Linked DNA regions of Homo sapiens: all the other regions are linked to region 1. A link is a contact called in ENCODE Hi-C or POLR2A ChIA-PET data. All regions are on one chromosome and are shown on one strand. Each heading gives the region's core, a stretch centred on a gene start or an enhancer-like site at or near the end of the contact. The rest is flanking DNA. Distances are from core to core; before and after follow the strand shown.

Region 1 (4,199 bases), core at 1,068-3,567:
AGCAACACAGATTAATTAGCAACCAGTCAGGGAGACGGATCTGTGCTCTGATTCATCTAACAAAAACTCTGGAGGTGGCTATGCTTAATATGCTCCTTTGCAGATGTCAGATCTATAAGTGAGAGAAGCTAAGTGAGTCACCACAGGTCACAAAGCTAGCAAGAGGAGACAGATTGTAAGATCATAAACCAAAGTCCCAGGCCTCCAAACCCCATGCTCTTTCCTACAAAATATACTATCTTCCTTCTGAAAATTATGCTCATCATAGGGACGAACTTTGTTTCCCAGGATTAGTTGGGCTCACGTACATGCTACCATATTGACTCGGGTTCTCTAGGGTACTGGACCAGAATGTTTGTTCCCTCAAAACTTGAGGTCCTAGGGCCATCTAGGAGGAGCGGTGCAAGAGGCTTTGGGATCGATTGCCAGGCTGTGGGCCCCTGGGGGTGAGGGGCCTGAACAAAACGTGAAATACGGCTCCACTTTCTGCATCAGCAGAGGGGAGGCTGGGCGTGCCTGTGCCCCCAGAAGTGAACCCTTATGTCCAGAGCAGTGAGGAATGTTGAAGTCAGGAATTCCCCCTTCCTTCCCTCAAGCCAGGTCCTCAGAAGCCCGGATGAAACTCCTTGATAGGAGATGTTTTGAAGGAACCTGGGTAAAGTGCTTCTGTGGACTGCAAGATCTAACAAGTCTCAGAGTCAGACAGTCTGAGGAGTAGACCCATAGATGCCGAGTGCATACTTTCTCTGGGCGACACTTTGCATTTACGGAACAGGTGCTGGGAGCCAGGAGGTGAGAACTCCCAGAGACTCAGTCCCTGCCCTCAAGGAATTCCCAGTCTAATCAGGGACATGAGCTTGTAAACCTGGCTCCTCCCCGACCCGGCCCTCAGCCCAACCCTGAGTCATCCTGATGCTCACTCAGGATTGGAGGTCCTGGAAGTCCACAGTATGGGTGGGAGAAGAGGAGGAGCCGCTCACTCATGCAGAGGGAAGGAGAGAAGAGTGAAGTAATGAATGCATGCATTCATTCAGCAGCTGTTTAGGAGAGCCTTTCCCGTGTCCATCACTCTCCTGGGTGCTGCGACTATGGTAGAGAACAACACAAATTTAAATAAAAAGTCCCTGTTATGATGGAGGTGATGGGACTTGATCTCTTTGCATAGCATCCAGATTATTGGAGAAGTGAGGGAGGAAAAGGATATTCTAATCTCATTGTGAAATTGAGGAAACCAAAGCCTTTCTACTTACAAAGTGGCAGCCCCAAGATGCAAACACAAGTCTCTCAATTCCGCTATGTGCTGGTGCCCACACACATAGGGACCCTCCCCTTAGCTAGGTTGCTATGAGAGAGGCCACAGAGCCCTAGCAAGGAAATTGCACAAAGGCCAGCACCAAAGGTTGTTGTGATCATAAATTTGGTCCTTCCAGTAGTTTCTGGGGAGACAAGGGTCACAAATGCATCTATCTTTTGGTCAGCCGTTTTAGTATCAGCTTCCAGGTCTATTGGATAGAGATATTCATCTACACGAATAAATAACTCCTTGAAATAATTCAAGGCTTTTCAGAAACCACAATCAAATTTGTAAAATAAGGCAAAGCAAAGCAAAACACAACAAAACACTTACGTAACCATTGTTTGTGATGCAAAGCTGTAATTAAGAACCAGAATTTAACAAATATACATGAAAAAAAGCATAGAGTTGATCAGCATATTATTTTCAGGGCAAATCATAATAGTAAACTTGCATATTTCAGGGAATTTTTGTTTATACATTTTCCCCAGACCAAGCCTGAAATTCCTGTATTAAAAAAAATCACCGCCAGGCGTGGTGGCTCACACCTGTAATCCCGGCACTTTGGGAGGCCGAGATGGGCAAATCATCTGAGGTTGGGAGTTCGAGACCAGCCTGACCAACCTGGAGAAACCCAGTCTCTAGTAAAAATACAAAATTAGCTGGGCATGGTGGCGCATGCCTGTAATCCCAGCTATTCAGGACACTGAGTCAGGAGAATTGCTTGAACCCGTGAGGCAGAGGTTGCGATGAGCTGAGATGGCGCCATTGTACTCCAGCCTGGGCAACAAGAGCGAAACTCTGTTTCAAAAAAAAAAAATCACCCTATCAGTTAACTAGAGGAATAAAGCATAACATAAATGGGTACTTTTCCAGCAATTTCATTTTTTTTTAGATTTAATATTAGTTACAGGAAAGAATACACTGTCAAGGAAATCCATCAACAGCTTGGTTTTCAGAGGGAAACTCAGATACACACTTATCTATCCAAGGTTACCAGGTACCCATGGTTACTTCAGTTCAAAAAGAAACAAAACAAACCCCAAGTGCTTGAAGTGGTAACAACGGTTAGTTTTATTTCACAGCTGGTAACGTAGGTAGAAGGCACAAAAACAAGGCTGTGCAGGGGGCGGTTACTTCCTTTTCAGTGGATGGGCAAGTCATGGACTTTCGCAGTCTGAAAGCTGCTGCCGCCCCCCCCAGAGCTTGACCTCCACTCCAACGCAGCATCCCAGGGTCACAACCTGGAACTTGTCATCATCTACACCGTGTTTTGGAGCCCACATCTTAAACTCCCTGTCCCTTCAGCTCTTCCTCCTCTTCTTGGCAATATTCTCTCCAGCACCTTCAGCACAAGCCCCCGTCTCCAGCTTCGTCATGCCCCCCTCATGCATCATCTCCCCTCCATCCGTGCTCGGTGAAGCCGTTCTCCATCCACCTCTTCTGCCTCTCTCATTTTACTCCACTGCTGTTCCTTGCCTTTAGTTACCCTTTCCTGTCTTAGTCCATTTTCTGTTGCTTGTAACAGAATACCTGAAACTGGGTAATATGTAAAGAAAGGAAAAGTATTTTTTACACTTAGGGAGTCTGAGAAGTCCAAGATTGATGGGTCATAGCTGGTGGGGACTGAGGTGGCACAGGGTGTCACATGGTGAGAGTCTGAGTGTCCTGACTCAGGTCTCTTTTCCTTTTTTTTTGTTTTTTTAGATGGAGTCTCGCTCTATCGCCAGGCTGGAGTGCAGTGGTGCAATCTCGGCTCACTGCAACCTCCGCCTCCTGGGTTCAAGAGATTCCCCTGCCTCAGCCTCCCAAGTAGCTGGGACTATAGGCGCCCGCCACCATGCCTGGCTAATTTTTTTTTCCATTTTAGTAGAGAAGGGGTTTCACCATGTTGGCCAGGAAGATCTCGATCTCCTGACCTCATGATCTGCCCACCTCAGCCTCCCAAAGTGCTGGGATTACAGGTGTGAGCCACTGCCCCCGGCCTTTTCCTCTTCTTGTAAAGCCAGCAGCTCCATTCCAATGATAATTTACTAATCTGTCAACCTATTAATCCATGAATGGATTAATCCACTGATGAGGGCAGAGTCCTCATGACCCAGTTACCTCTTAAAGGCCCCTCCTCTCAACTCTGCCACATTGGGGATCAAATTTCAACATGGGGTTCAGACAGGACAGACATTCGAATCATAGCACTTCTCTTCCTTTACTTCTCCACCAATCGTGAAGATATACGGAGAGATCAAGACCCATCATCTCCACAGGAATGGGGATTTTAAAATCTGTTTTGCTCACTGCCATAGTCCCAGCACCCAGGAGGCATTCCAGGCTCTCAATAAGCATCTGTGGGAACGGTGGCTCACGCTTGTAATCCCAGCACTTTGGGAGACTGAGGTGGGTGGATCACCTGTGGTTGGGTGTTTGAGACCAGCCTGGCCAATATGGTGAAACCTCGTCTCTACTAAAAATACAAAAATTAGCCAGGTGTGGTGGTGCGTGCCTATAATCCCAGCTATTTGGGAGGCTAAGGCAGGAGAATCCCTTGAACCAGGGAGGCGGAGATTGCAGTGAGCCGAGATTGCACCACTGCACTCTAGCCTGGCCTGGACTCTGTCTCAAACAAAACAAAACAAAAGTGTGGAATGAAGGCATACATTCATTACTTCCCTCCCTGGGTTCTCGCCACTCTTCTCTTCTTCCCTCTGTACGGTGAGCTGCTTCTTCTGGTTCTCTTATCCCATTCTGTGTGTCTACAGGAGTCCCCAGCCTGGAGCCCACATCAGGACCATCTGCAGTGTCTAAATAAGTGTGCCCTGAGGTCCAGCCCCAGAGGTTCTCACTCAGATCTGGGCTGAGGGCCAGGTATAGGAGATGCCAGGTTTACAAGCTCGTGTCCCTGATTGGA
Region 2 (4,199 bases), core at 1,245-3,744, 990 kb before region 1:
ATTGCACCCAATAGGTAATTTTCAGCCCTCACCCCCTCCCACTCTCCCATGTTTTACAGTCTCCAGTGTCTGTTATTCCACACTGTGTGTCCACGTGCACCCACTGATTCAACCTATGTTCTTTTTTTTTTTTTTTTTTGAGTTGGAGTCTTGCTCTGTTGCCCAGGCTGGAGTGCAGTGGCATGATCTCGGCTCACTGCAACTTCCGCCTCCTGAGTTCAAGCTATGCTCCTCCCTCAGCCTCCCAAGTAGCTGGGATTACAAGTGCCTGCCACCATGCCCAGCTAATTTTTGTATTTTTGTGAGACAGAGTTGAACCATGTTGGCCAAGCTGGTCTCCTGACCTCAAGTGATTCCCTCCACCTCAGCCTCGCAAAGTGCTGGGATTACAGGTTTGAGCTACCACACCCAGCCTCTTTTTTTTTTTTTTTTAATTTAGGGGATAGAAGTGCAGATTTCTTACAAGCATATATTGCATAGTGGTGAAGTCTGGGCTTTTGGTGAACCCATTACTTGAATTGTGAACATTGTACCCAACAGGTAATTTTTTGACCCTCACCCTTTCCCACCTTCCCACACTTTGGAGTCTCTGGTGTCTAATATTCCATCTGTATGTCCACAGGTACCCATTGCTTTGCTCCCCCTTCTAAGTGAGAACGTGCAGTATTTGACTTTCTGTTTCTGAGTGATTTCACTTAGGATAATGGCTTCCAGTTCCATCCATGGTGCAGTAAATGTCATGAGTTCATTCCTTTTTATGTCTGAGTAGTATTCCATACTGTATACATACCACATTTTCTTTATCCTATGTTGATGGACACTTAGGTTGATTACATATTTTTGCTACTATGAATAGTGCTGCCATAAACATATGAGTGGGGTAGATTCTTTTTGATACAATGATTTCTTTCCTTTTGAGTAGATACCCAGTAGTGGGATTGTTGGAGCAATGGTAAAGACTTTTTGAATCTTAATATTGTTATATTTAATATCACTTGATCCTCTCAGTTTCATTCTAGAGAGGACGAATCTCACGGAACTGACATGGCCCAGTACTCCCGTGCTTCGGGACATCGTCTGGTCAAGAATGTCCCCTTTGGCTGGTAATCCTAGCACTTTGAGAGGCTGACGTGGGAAGATCGCTTGAGGCCAGGAGTTTGAGGCCAGCCTGGGCAATGTAGGGAGACCTTGTTTCTACAAAAAACTTGAAAAATAAGTTAGCTGATTGTGGTGGTACATGCCTGTAGTTCCAGCTACTCAGGAGGCTGAGGTGGGAGGATCACTTGACTCTGGGAGGTTTTTTTTGTTTGTTTGTTTTTTGTGTTTTCTTTTTTGAGATGGAGTCTCGCCCTGTTGCCCAGGCTGGAGTGCAGTGGCACGATCTTGGCTCACTGCAACCTCCGCCTGCCAGGTTCAAGCGATCCTCCTGCCTCAGCCCCCTGGTAGCTGGGATTACAGGCACACGCCACCATGCCTGGCTAATTTTTGTATTTTTAGTAGATATGGGGTTTCACCATGTTGGCCACGCTGGTCTCAAACTCCTGAGCTCAGGTGATCCACCCACCTCGGCCTTCCAAAGTGCTGGGATTACAGGTGTGAGCCACTGCACCCAGCCTTTAACTCTGGGAGGCTGAGATTGCAGTGTGAGTTGCAATCACACCATCGCATTCCAGCCTGGGCAACAGAGCAAGACCCTGTCTCAAAAAAAAAAAAAATGTTCCCTTGGGGTCTCAGAGATATTCCACCCACCCACCTCCCCACCCCCTGCCGAGGAACTGCCTCTCTGGCCTCTCTCTGAGGCTCCCTTTTCAGCAGGTGGGGTGCTCACCCCTGAATAGGATACCAGGAGACAAATTTTGTCCAGCACCTCTGATACAGCGCTCTCTTGTGTGTTTTGGTGACAGGTGAATCAGATTTCCATTTAAAACACCAATGCCAAAAGGGAGAGAGAGAAAAAAACTAACCGGCCTGGATGACTTTGGAGGATGATTCTTTGTTTTAATTCTGACGGCCAGAATGGAAAGTTGGCAACTCATTCTGAAAGACGAGAGTGCTACAGGCAGCTGTGTAGCTAAGAGATAAAAACCACCAACGGGAGCAGCTCATCTAACCTGAACCGTAGCAGAGAAGGGACAGACAGGCGAGTACTCCATTTGAATCTAGGTCTCAGCCTCCCAGGGTGGGATCACATTGCCCAATTGTGACGTCACTCAAGCCATTCCCATGCCCGTGGCCCATTTTTTAAATTACTTCACAATGGGCGCAGAAGCCAAATTTGAAATAAATGACTCCATGACTCAGACTGTTAATCTCTGTTTTGACAACCAACAGCAAGTCATTGGGAACTTTAACTTACATTTGGTAGGGAACATCACAACTTCATGCAAAGGTCTCTTTAACTTATCCTCCCACCCCAAAAAAGTGCCAATTGTGTACAGGCAATAAAGCAGATTCCCTTGTATTTGGAGAAAATAGCTAAGCTTCCTCTTCAGCAGAAAGCCTTGAGGAAGAAGTTAAGAATGCAGCCTTTGGAGTCAGGCCTGTGCTTGCACATGAATCCATACCTCACTGCCCTCCTCTGTAGGTGGCAATAATAATATCACTCACTTCCTAGGATTGTTGTGGTGATGCAATGAGATCAAAAGTTTTAGCAAGATGTCCTGTAGCTACACAACAAATGCAGGCAATTTTCATTTATGCTTGTATTTGTAAACAGAGTATCAGAGTGAAACAAAACCAAAAAACAAAAATGAAGAGAAGTCCTTGGTCCTGCTCATTATTGTTTTTATTTCTTATAGATGAGGTGCTTAATAGCTACCTGTCAACAATAACGCCCGGCACACCTGGGAGATTTGAGGAAGCATGCAGAACCATTCCACTAAGTCTTTTTGTGTTTTTTTTTGTTGTTGTTGTTTTTATTTATTTATTTATTTTGAGACAGAGTCTCACTCTGTTGCCCTGGCTAGAGTACAGTGGCATGATCTCAGCTCACTACAACCTCCACCTCCCAGGTTCAGGAGATTCTCCTGCCTCAGCCTCCTGAGCAGCTGGGATTACAGCTGTGCGCCACCACGCCCGACTAATTTTTGTGTTTTGTTTGTTTGTTTGTTTGTTTGGGTTTTTTTTAATTAGAGACGGGGTTTTACCATGTTGGCCAGGCTGGTCTCAAACTCCTGACCTCAAGTGGATCCACTGGCCTCAGCCTCCCGAAGTGCTGGGATTACAGGCGTGAGCCACCACGCTCAGCCGTTGTTGTTTTTTAGACAGAGTCTTGCTATGTATCCAGGCTGGACTCAAACTCCTGGGATCAAGTGATCCTCCTGCCTCCGCCTCCCAAGTAGCTGGTACTACAGGCACATGCCACTGCGCCCAGCTTACCAAGTCACTTAACAGGAGTATTGCTCGCTAGAGACAGCACAGCCTAACCTCCTCACCGAGGACTGTGGGATCTGCGTGCAGAAGCATTTTCTTTCTCTGATACAAGTTGCTGTGAGAAGCAAAAATTAAACTCCAACTAACACCAGATGATGACCTTCAAAATGTTCTCTTGAATGACAGAAAGCTTGCATGACATCATGCCCTTCCCTTCGGTTTATTCCTGTTGTTGTTTTTGACTCCTTATCTGATTTCTAAGTTTGCTCCCTCATTCAGCCTTATCTTATCTGAAATGGATCCGTGAAGTAAAAACAATTTCCTGTGGTTTTTACCTTGTTTTTCCTCTAACTAGAAGTTAAATCACTCATGTTTACCATATGCCTACAACCTGCTGGGGTTCTGAATTCAACACAAGAATTTGAATTTTCACAAAAGCTTTTCGAAGTTTCAGAAGCTCTTTTGACTCTTATTTCAAATACATCCTGGAAGCTGTGTTGGTTCACCCACAGGACCTGGAATGGCTTTGCCCAGGAGATATGATTGGCCAGCTCAGCTGCTTCCCCTCTCATTTCTCTTATTTACACTCCTATCTCTCTCTCTCTCTTTCTCTTTTTTTTTTTTTTTTTTTAGGCAGGGTCTCACTTTGTCGCCCAGGCTGGAGTGCAGCGGTGCAGGTTCACTGCAGCCTCGATCTCCCGGACTCAAGAGATCCTCCCGTCTCAACCCCGCAAGTGGCTGGGACTATAGGCATGCACCACCATGCCTGGCTAATTTTTATACTTCTTGTAGAGAAGGGGTTTCACCACGTTGGCCAGGCTGGTCTC
Region 3 (4,199 bases), core at 871-3,370, 990 kb after region 1:
CACAATTTAAATGAAGACCTCTTAAAAACAAAAACTGGATGAACAGTATTACAATGGCAATCTGGAATTTTACACACTGTGGCTTCAATCCCTATGGCATGAACAAAATAATGTATCTGAGTCCAAGCACAAAAATAAAGTGAAGAAAAGAGGTAATTTGTAACCTCACAGAGAAGTGTATGTTTTCAAATAAAATATCATCAACAACTGCAGCGACAAAGTAACACCCACATAGGGAAATACCTGCGCAGGCATAACTGTAATAACTCTGGAGATTCACCAGAGAACAAGGCGAAGCTCTGTTCTAACAGTGCAAATTACAAATAACCCTGTGATGAAATTGGTTACAAGCAATGACCTTTTAAATAAAAAAAAAACATGGCTGCCAGAGCCATAATAACAATAGAGATTGTAAGATGGAAATAAACACACGAGTATATATTACACAGGATGCTGGAGAGCCATGATATGTAAATCTCTTCATGGCCTATGTTTAAAACCACAAGTGAAAAATATGTATTTTTTTTTGTAAGTGGACTACAAAGTACTTGTCTTTCTCATAGATTATAAAGGGATAATAATTCAAGCTTGAGGAAGCTATACAATGTTGGTATCATTTAGTAGGGTAAAATATAAAAAAATATTTTCCACAGTTTTTTTTTTAAACATTTTGTTTTTATTTTAGAGTCAGAATCTTGCTCTGTTGCCAAGGCTGGAGTACAGTGGCACAATTACAGCTCACTGCAGCCTCAAACTCCTGGGCTCAAGCTGTCCTCAGTAGCCAGGACTACAGGTATGCACCACCATGCCTGGTTAATTTTTTTTTTCTTTTTAATTTTTGTAGAGGCAGGGTCTTGCTGTGTTGCCCAGGCTGGTCTTGAACTCCTGCTCTCAAGTGATCCTCCCACCTTTGCCTCCCAAAGTGCTGGAGATTACATGCTTGTAATGGTCTCATACGGTGTTTTATGAATTAAGTCTTTAAGCATTTCTCTTAATTAAATAAAATCATTGCTTCAAAATAAAAATAGAAAAAAATGAAAATACAAAACGAAATATTTAATAGACAGTTAACAGAGTAAAGAACAAACATGAATATCCACAGTACAAAGTTTCAGTACTAATTAGAACTAGGTAATACTGTAAGACTTTGACAGCTTAATATGCGAGTGTGCTGCCACTTATGAAATAAAATCATTGTTATATTAACATATACATAGAATATTCAATAATTTCAAATAATCTATCACTTTTCTTCTTATAGATAAGGAAAATAGTGTGTAAGTATGTGTGGGTGTGCACGTGTATATATATATCCACACACATATGTAATATTTTTATAAAGGATCACTTTGAGCAGATTTTCTCCTTAAATTATGAATGATAAAAATCTGCAAAATTTTGTATGTCCAAGGGCACATATAGAAAACAAAAAGTAAAATACAAAACATTCAGGCACTTTGGATGAAAACCTGTGATGAAGATGATGGTGAGAATGATGCTGATGACAAAAAGACTAATGGCATTCCCTTGAGATTCACAATCCTTACTTTAGCAATTCACATGAGCTGTGACCCTAATAGGAATTCCATATTCTGATAAGAGTAGCAATTTAAAGATTTGGTAGGGAGCAGAAATCATTTTTATGCCATTAAATCATGTGAAGAGTGTCAACTGTTGACTCTGTTGAAAAGTGGCCAGTGCTAATATTGGTAATTATTTTCTTCAGTAGACTTATGTACAACCTTTAATCAAAACAACGTTAACTTTTGTCTACCCATCGTGCCTTCCCAGCCTTCCGCACCCACCCACACATGCCATAATTATGTAACTATTGACTGAACTCTTGTGGGTCTTGAATGTTGAAAAGCTTAATTGCTCCTAAGGATGTGAGTAATGGCTGAAAAGACTGCAAAGCACACCCGTTTCCCTCATGAAGTTTTTAGAAATGAATGTTTTGGTCTTAATTGTATTTGTCTTCACCTCATCTTTCACACCAGTGCTTAGATCTTTTATCCCCGCCCCCATCTTAAGCAATAGGAACACTGAAAATAAAAAGGTTGCTCTACAAAACAAGCCAGGCACTTTAGTATCTGGGCTAATGGCAACCCAAGGTAGCTTCAGGAGTTCCTACCACACAGGGCTTCTGAGCATAGCATGGCCATGAGTCACAGAGCCTTTGGCTGAGGGACAGGTCACAGGGCAGAATAAAGTGCTGACTTTGCGACAGTACAGAGGCTCTCTCCATGTGTGATGGGCACCTCTCTGCAGATGGCTTATCTCCAGGTCTATTTCTTTCTTTTTTTTTTTTTGAGACGGAGTCTTGCTCTTGTCGCCAAGTTAGAGTGCAATGGCGTGATCTTGGCTCACTGCCACCTTAGCCTCCTGGGTTCAAGTGATTCTCCTGCCTCAGCCTCCTGAGTAGCTGGGATTACAGGCACCTGCCACCACGCCCGGCTAATTTTTGTATTTTTAGTAGAGACGGGGTTTCACCATGTTGGCCAGGCTGGTCTTGAACTCCTGACCTCGGGATCCACCCACCTGGGCCTCCCAAAGTGCTGGGATTATAGGAGTGAGCCACCGTGCCCGGCCCTCCAGGTCTATTTCTATGCGAGGTGATTTCCACCCAACTAGAGCTAGGGTCATACTCATTTCAAGGCTGTCAACTAAGGCAGCATTTTTTGAGTCAAGGCATGGAGGCCGCTAGGAGAAAATGAGAGCAGATACTTTTTAAGTCTTAAAAAAGATGGAAACGAAAGGAAAACCACCATTTTCTGAAATTGCCCAGGCACAGGGAGGCAATCTAGTGGTACAGAGTGGCTGTGTGCTATGACTGCCTTGCCAATTAAAGCAGGCAGAGCCCTAAGAGGGCAGGGAGAGCTATTAAAGTCTGAAACAGGAAAAGGGAGAAAAGGACAGATTTTGTTATTCATTGAATGACGGACAGCTAGGAAACAAGCAAGCTTGAGGGAGAAGAGGATATTCACATTGCAGAGTATCAATTTTCTACCTGAAGGACTAAACTACTTTCAGTCACTCCCAACCTGGGATGGAAAGGATTTAGCAATACAGCTATTATTAAAGGCTCCATTATCCCATCTATCAGTCGTCTCAGCCAGCAAGTCTCCTTGTTGGCAACACTCAGGTATCTGCAAAGTTTTTACGGCATACTGTACTTACGTCTGCAGCCTGCAATTTAGTTCTTTTAAAAGCAACACTAAGTCCTGTCCATATCGAAGCTCTGTGATAATAACCCTAACCTCACCTATTGTTCCATTATCTTAAGAAAGATTTAAAGCAACTTGCTGCTTTATTTATGTTGCACCTGGCACTACGTGAGGAAGAAGTTGCCTTTTCTTCTTCTCTTGCTCAACTTGGGAGAGAATTCACTTCAATTATGGAGCTAAGGAAATTTTCTGGGCCTCTGCTCATCTAAAGACCTTTTGTGCCACAAATCAGCTCCCTCAGGCCCAGACATTATTTTGAACAAAGGCCCAGGAACAGGTGCATTCTGTACTGCTAGAGCTTATAGAGAACATTTTCAAAATAGGTAGATTGAAAGGGCTACTTGGATGAATTTTCCGCAGCATCCTGCTCTGTATGTAAAGTAATTGGCTTACATATTTTTCTCTGTGACACATCTGGCTGCACTTTGTGTGTGGGCATTTCTAACAAGCATGACAATTTCAACTAATATGGGCTCAGTTGTACACACAGCTTGAAGGTGAGTTTGTGGTTCCTTAAAACTAAAATGATTACAAACCATTCCAAAGAATGAGATCATGGTCCCATCCCTTCCAAATACAGTGACCCTTCAAGGTCAGAATACATAAGAGAAGAGAAGGATTCCAAGATGCAAAAAGCTCATTTTGTAAAACAGATAATTAAAACCATAGACCAAGCTACATTTTAAACAACTGAGCAGCTCTTCCTAAGGTAACCATAAGAATTGGTATGAAAATTAATACACTAAGTAGAATTCCAGTCACTTTAAGCTCATTTACATGATCAGTAAAATAGAGCAAGATCTCAGTTTCTTGAAAATGAAAAAAAAAAAAAAAAGAAAAGGTCAACTTGTGACCCATAATTTAGGAAATGATTCCATTTCTAAGGTAATCAGCCTGTCATCCAAATAATTCCCTGCTCACTCATTACCGGAAATGCTAATACAAGCCAAGTTGTCTGTCTGAAGTTGCTATGGC
Region 4 (4,199 bases), core at 688-3,187, 790 kb before region 1:
ACATTAAAAATTCTTACAGTACCAAGAGAAGTATTACAGTACAATTTTCCACAACAAAATTGTAGCACACAAATCCACGCGACTCCTGGACTTCCTTGAACTGTCAATACACTGCACCCTGTTTAAATGGCTGTACCTGAAAACCAAGGTATGCAATTCCTTAGGATTAGAAGTCATCAAGTTATACTGTCAAGGATCTGGGGGAAATGAGAGGAAGATTCTATTATCCTGGTGTCCGAACCCAACTTCCACAACAAGGTAAAGCCACAGCGATGGTAAAATGTCTATTAGTTGTCAACATTTACGTGCTGAAACCCACCCAATTTAGACATCTCAATATTAAGATTTCTGTGAATCAAGTCACTTAGTTTTAGTTCGGTTTTGAATAAGAAAGGATCCTCCTTCGAAATTTAGATCTATAAAAGTTACTTAAATTGGGTCTTTTCTCCCCCTATGTTGAGATACCAGAGAGCAGGAGAACTTAAATTTATTTTACAAATAGGTAAGGTTACAGGCTTCAGAAGAGAGAGGTACTCCAAACAAATCTGCAAGATATTCGCAAGGATCACAGAAAAAGTCAGGGATAGTGGTTTATTATCCTCCGACCAACTAGCTCTGGAGAGGGATGGATACAAACGTCCCAGAAAGAGGACACTGAAAGTAAGTCTTATCTTCTAGAAAAGTAAGTCGTCCGGGCAAACACGCTGCACCCTCGACATTTCCTTGCAGAGGGGGAGAAAAGCCTCATAGAGCAGCAGGCGACATGACATGCCCGTCTGAGGCTCCACGTGGGGGCTGCACTGAGCCCAACAAGCTTCCCAGACCATGGGGCAATCAAATTCCCCGACTGTGCACAGAACCTGCGCTCCCGGCCCGGGCAGCGGCGCGCAGGCCGCAGTGGCCCTGGAGCGCCACCCAGCGGCCCACGGAGAGGCCTGTAGGCGGGTCCTCCACGGCTCCCGACTCGCCGCACCCCCACAGCCACCCAGCCCGTTCCCCTCTCCGGATGCACAAGGCCCAACCCAAGAACTAAGACACAAAATGGCTGCCGGCAGCTTCGTCACGTGACCCCTTTGTGCCTTTCGGGCCCCCGAACTCCGCGGGACCCGGGTACAAGTGGCCAGGGTCAGCGGGTGGCCTTAGAAGGGGCCCCGCTGGGCCGCGGCGGCCGGGGGTCGAGGCTGGGGGAGGCGGGGTATAGGCCCGGCCGGCGACTGAGAGTCGGCGGCGAAGAGAAGATGGCGGCCATTTTGTGTGGGTTTGCTGCTCCGCCGCCGCCGCAGGCAGCAGAGGGAGCGGGCCTGACGGTGGGTCGGACAGGGGAGTTAACACGTACCGACTCCTCTTCCTTCTCCATTCCGGTGGGCATCTGCGGCACGGCCCTGTTTATCGAGGCGTATTCGTGCAGGTCGGGCAGATCCTCACAGCGGAAAACCGGCAGCGGCTTCGAGGCGTCTAGCGCCCGCGCCCGAAACGACAGTTTACTCATCTCAGGCGCAGCAGATACCTCTCCGCTCTGGGGAAACGGCCCCGGCCAGCGGGATCATGGAGAACCGGGGGTTCGGTCCCCACTCGCCAACCGCTGCCGGGGACTTGAGGGGCGGAGCGCAGAGCCCGCCGTCCGGGCACTAACACCAGCCGGGAGGGTGGGAGGCTGTGCCGCTCCGCTCCTCTCTCGCTCGCTCTCTTCAATACGCCATGGCCAACATGGCGGACATTAAAACTCCACTGTGCGCTCTTCAGCCAACCCCAGCCATTCCCCACACTGCATCGCGCAGCGGCGCGGGCACGCGGGCGGGGGGAGGGAGCGCGGGCTCGAGGCCGGCGCCGGCACGAAGCGCGCGTCCCGCCAACCCCCGGCACCCGCCGGCCTCGCTTCCCGCGCCTCGCTGCTCCGGGCCCCCGCCCTTCGCGGGTCCGGGGGCGGACAGGGCGGACTGGGCGCTCGGACACCGGGCGCCGGCTCTTGGGTCGTGCTCTCCTGCAGCGCACACGCTCACTTTCTCACGCTCGCTCCCTCCCGGCGCCGCTTTCTGACGGGCGAACAAGGTGCGGGAAAACTCTCTCCACCAGCACGCCGCCGTTTGGAAAGGCAGCTGGGGAGAGTGGCAGGCGGGGCTCGGGCCCCGGGCACCTGGGGCTCGGAGGGCTCGGACCTCTGGGGTGCTCGCCAGCGGCTGCCCCGGGGCCACGGCCGCCCCCACGGGGCTTCGGAGGGGCGCTCCAGAGGCGCCGCGCGCCGCCGTCTGCCGCGGGGGGCGAACGCACAGCCTAGTTCCCGCGGCGCCTTAGGTCTTTACGATAAAAATACAAACTGAATTAGGGGCAGATGCTACTTTGAGTAAACTTTTATCAGCAGTTATTTTTATGTCCTAATGCAACTTTGGATTATAATGTTTTATAGGCACCGCATCAAGTCATTGATCCGTTTCCCACGCATTGGGCTTAATATAAATGATAGGTATCCTATTCTACAAAGTAGATTTTTTTAAATCCTGCATTTTCATCTACACATATTTACTTTTTAAATAGTAACTGAAGCAAAGGAAATTATTACCCACCACTATAACATTTAAAAGCAAGATCTACTTCAGAATTTAAAGCCAGTTCTTTATATCTAGCTCATGATTCTGTACTCAAAGAGACTGCGGCTTCATCATAGCCGTGGGTTCACACTTTCATCATTTGTCCTCTGAAAAACTTTGTAACATTGAATCATATAAAGACCTGTCGTACTCCCGCCAAACAAAAAGCTGAATTATTAGATTTAGATGGATATGATAGATGGGTGGCATCGGTTTATATTACACATGAAAATGGGTATCCTGAGATCTCTTCGTTGTTGTTGTTGTTAATAGGGAAGATTGTTGGGGTGGGTTTAATAAATTGGCAGCCAAATTTCAATTCGAGTTTCAATTTGTATCTTAGTGCACAATTTTGTATCTTGTGCAACAAGATACAAAAAGATACAAAAATGTTTTGAGTTGCTTTTCTCCCTGGGAACTACGTAGTAAAAGTAATCACGCTCCTTAAATACTGGGCTTGATATGAGCTGTCACTAGCTTAGGGCACACAGGCAAACTGCTAGCCTCCAGGCTGGTTTAGCCAGCTCCCGCGGGGTAGGGAGAAAACAGGACGGATTGCAGTTCTCCAAAATTATACTTAAACTCCGATATTGGCAGCTCACTTAAGTGAGGCATAAGGACGTTCACCTGCATTTCCTACACAGAGACCGTGCCTTTATTCATTCAATGAGTATTGAGGGTGTGTATTGAGCCCTCATAGCCTTCCAAGTCAGCTTGGCACCCACAGGGCTCCTGGAGGAGCTTACACAGTGGGGAGAAGGACCCGCGAATGGCAACTGCCACACGGCGAGCTAAGTGTTATGGTGGAAGCCCAGGCCACTGTGGGAAGGGGCAAGAGTGGCGCCCAACCCAGGAGAGTAGTTCTAATGAAGTAGCAAGGGAAGACTTTTTGGAAGAGATGATATCTGAGTAAAATTATGTAGGATAAGTGTGGGTTAACTTTGCAAAAAAAGTAAAAATGAAGGGAAGAAAGGTATCTTAAGACAACGGTAGCGACGTATCCACAAGCTGAGTCATTAGATAGCAGTCACTTTCTGGGAGCCTCAAGAATTGCCAACTTCACTGTGGAATGACACCTGTTTAGCCAGGTTTAACAGTTCCGAAAATACTGGCTGAATATTATTCTGACAGCCCTCTCCAGCCTACAACATTAGGTTCCTGAAAGTCCTAGCAGTAGAATTCATAATTGAGGAGCCTAAGATTTTAAGAACAAAATAGAGTAAGTCAAGAGTGAACCAAGGAAATGAATTATTTCTACCCTCATTAAAATAACAGTAAACAACAAAATAACTATTTCCACATCCTACATTAGTAATAATGGGTGGAGTACAAAAAAATTTCTTATTCTCTAGAGAGTCTAAAATCACCCTCCGTGGCAAATTCACAGATAAGCTTACAGATTCACTTGCCTTTTGGCAGATAATATTATATGCCTGCTAAGAGACACCTTTTTCTCATCATTCCTTTATCCGTCTCCTCAATGCTGTGGATTTCCAACTCTCAGGTCCTTCTGGGTTCCCAAGGACTCAAAGGCTGGAGTCCCAAGCCTCTTTTATAAAATTAAAACAAACAAACAAACAAAAAAACCCTTTTTTGAAATTTTTGTTTTTTAGA

The links. Hi-C counts contacts between places; a loop is a spot of excess contacts on that map. ChIA-PET counts read pairs that join two places held with the same protein, here RNA polymerase II (POLR2A). Pooled maps may share reads with other maps.
Region 2: a loop to region 1 is called in a pooled map, with 10 times the contacts of the local background. The contact joins two enhancer-like sites. A Hi-C loop is called at or near these places in 5 of 50 pooled maps. POLR2A ChIA-PET finds 5 or more read pairs at or near these places in 3 of 52 experiments (H1, Panc1 and activated CD4-positive, alpha-beta T cell).
Region 3: a pooled map shows a loop between it and region 1 (6-fold over the local background). The contact joins two enhancer-like sites. A Hi-C loop is called at or near these places in 6 of 50 pooled maps. POLR2A ChIA-PET finds 5 or more read pairs at or near these places in 2 of 52 experiments (PC-3 and naive thymus-derived CD4-positive, alpha-beta T cell).
Region 4: a map of CD8-positive, alpha-beta T cell shows a loop between it and region 1 (17-fold over the local background). The contact joins the promoter of EPC1-AS1 here to the enhancer-like site in region 1. A Hi-C loop is called at or near these places in 4 of 168 maps with a recorded cell type or tissue (CD4-positive, alpha-beta T cell, CD4-positive, alpha-beta memory T cell, CD8-positive, alpha-beta T cell and 1 more) and 7 of 50 pooled maps. POLR2A ChIA-PET finds 5 or more read pairs at or near these places in 4 of 52 experiments (CD4-positive, alpha-beta T cell, T-cell, activated CD4-positive, alpha-beta T cell and 1 more).

The regions. Positions count from the first base shown.
Region 1 is chr10:33,136,919-33,141,117 of GRCh38, forward strand. No RefSeq gene overlaps it. Among named protein-coding and RNA genes, the nearest start is that of IATPR, 22 kb to the left of the region's middle. Within about 2 kb of position 2,318, at least 4 of the 41 ENCODE cell types and tissues checked have a DNase peak (open chromatin) inside an H3K27ac peak, as active enhancers do; they include CD4-positive, alpha-beta T cell and CD8-positive, alpha-beta T cell, where a contact is called at or near this core.
Region 2 is chr10:32,147,262-32,151,460 of GRCh38, forward strand. No RefSeq gene overlaps it. Among named protein-coding and RNA genes, the nearest start is that of KIF5B, 93 kb to the left of the region's middle. Within about 2 kb of position 2,495, at least 16 of the 41 ENCODE cell types and tissues checked have a DNase peak (open chromatin) inside an H3K27ac peak, as active enhancers do.
Region 3 is chr10:34,122,776-34,126,974 of GRCh38, forward strand. The region is part of intron 23 of PARD3 (par-3 family cell polarity regulator); the gene reads right to left. Among named protein-coding and RNA genes, the nearest start is that of LINC02629, 220 kb to the left of the region's middle. Within about 2 kb of position 2,121, at least 4 of the 41 ENCODE cell types and tissues checked have a DNase peak (open chromatin) inside an H3K27ac peak, as active enhancers do.
Region 4 is chr10:32,345,427-32,349,625 of GRCh38, forward strand. EPC1-AS1 (EPC1 antisense RNA 1) reads left to right here and starts at 1,938. Exons shown (of 2, transcript NR_104163.1): 1 at 1,938-2,049. It overlaps EPC1 (enhancer of polycomb 1), which reads right to left and starts at 1,732. Exons shown (of 14, transcript NM_001272004.3): 1 at 1,337-1,732. The coding sequence starts at 1,489. RefSeq lists silencers at 763-1,042, 1,713-2,182, 2,193-2,322 and enhancers at 1,263-1,362, 1,383-1,442.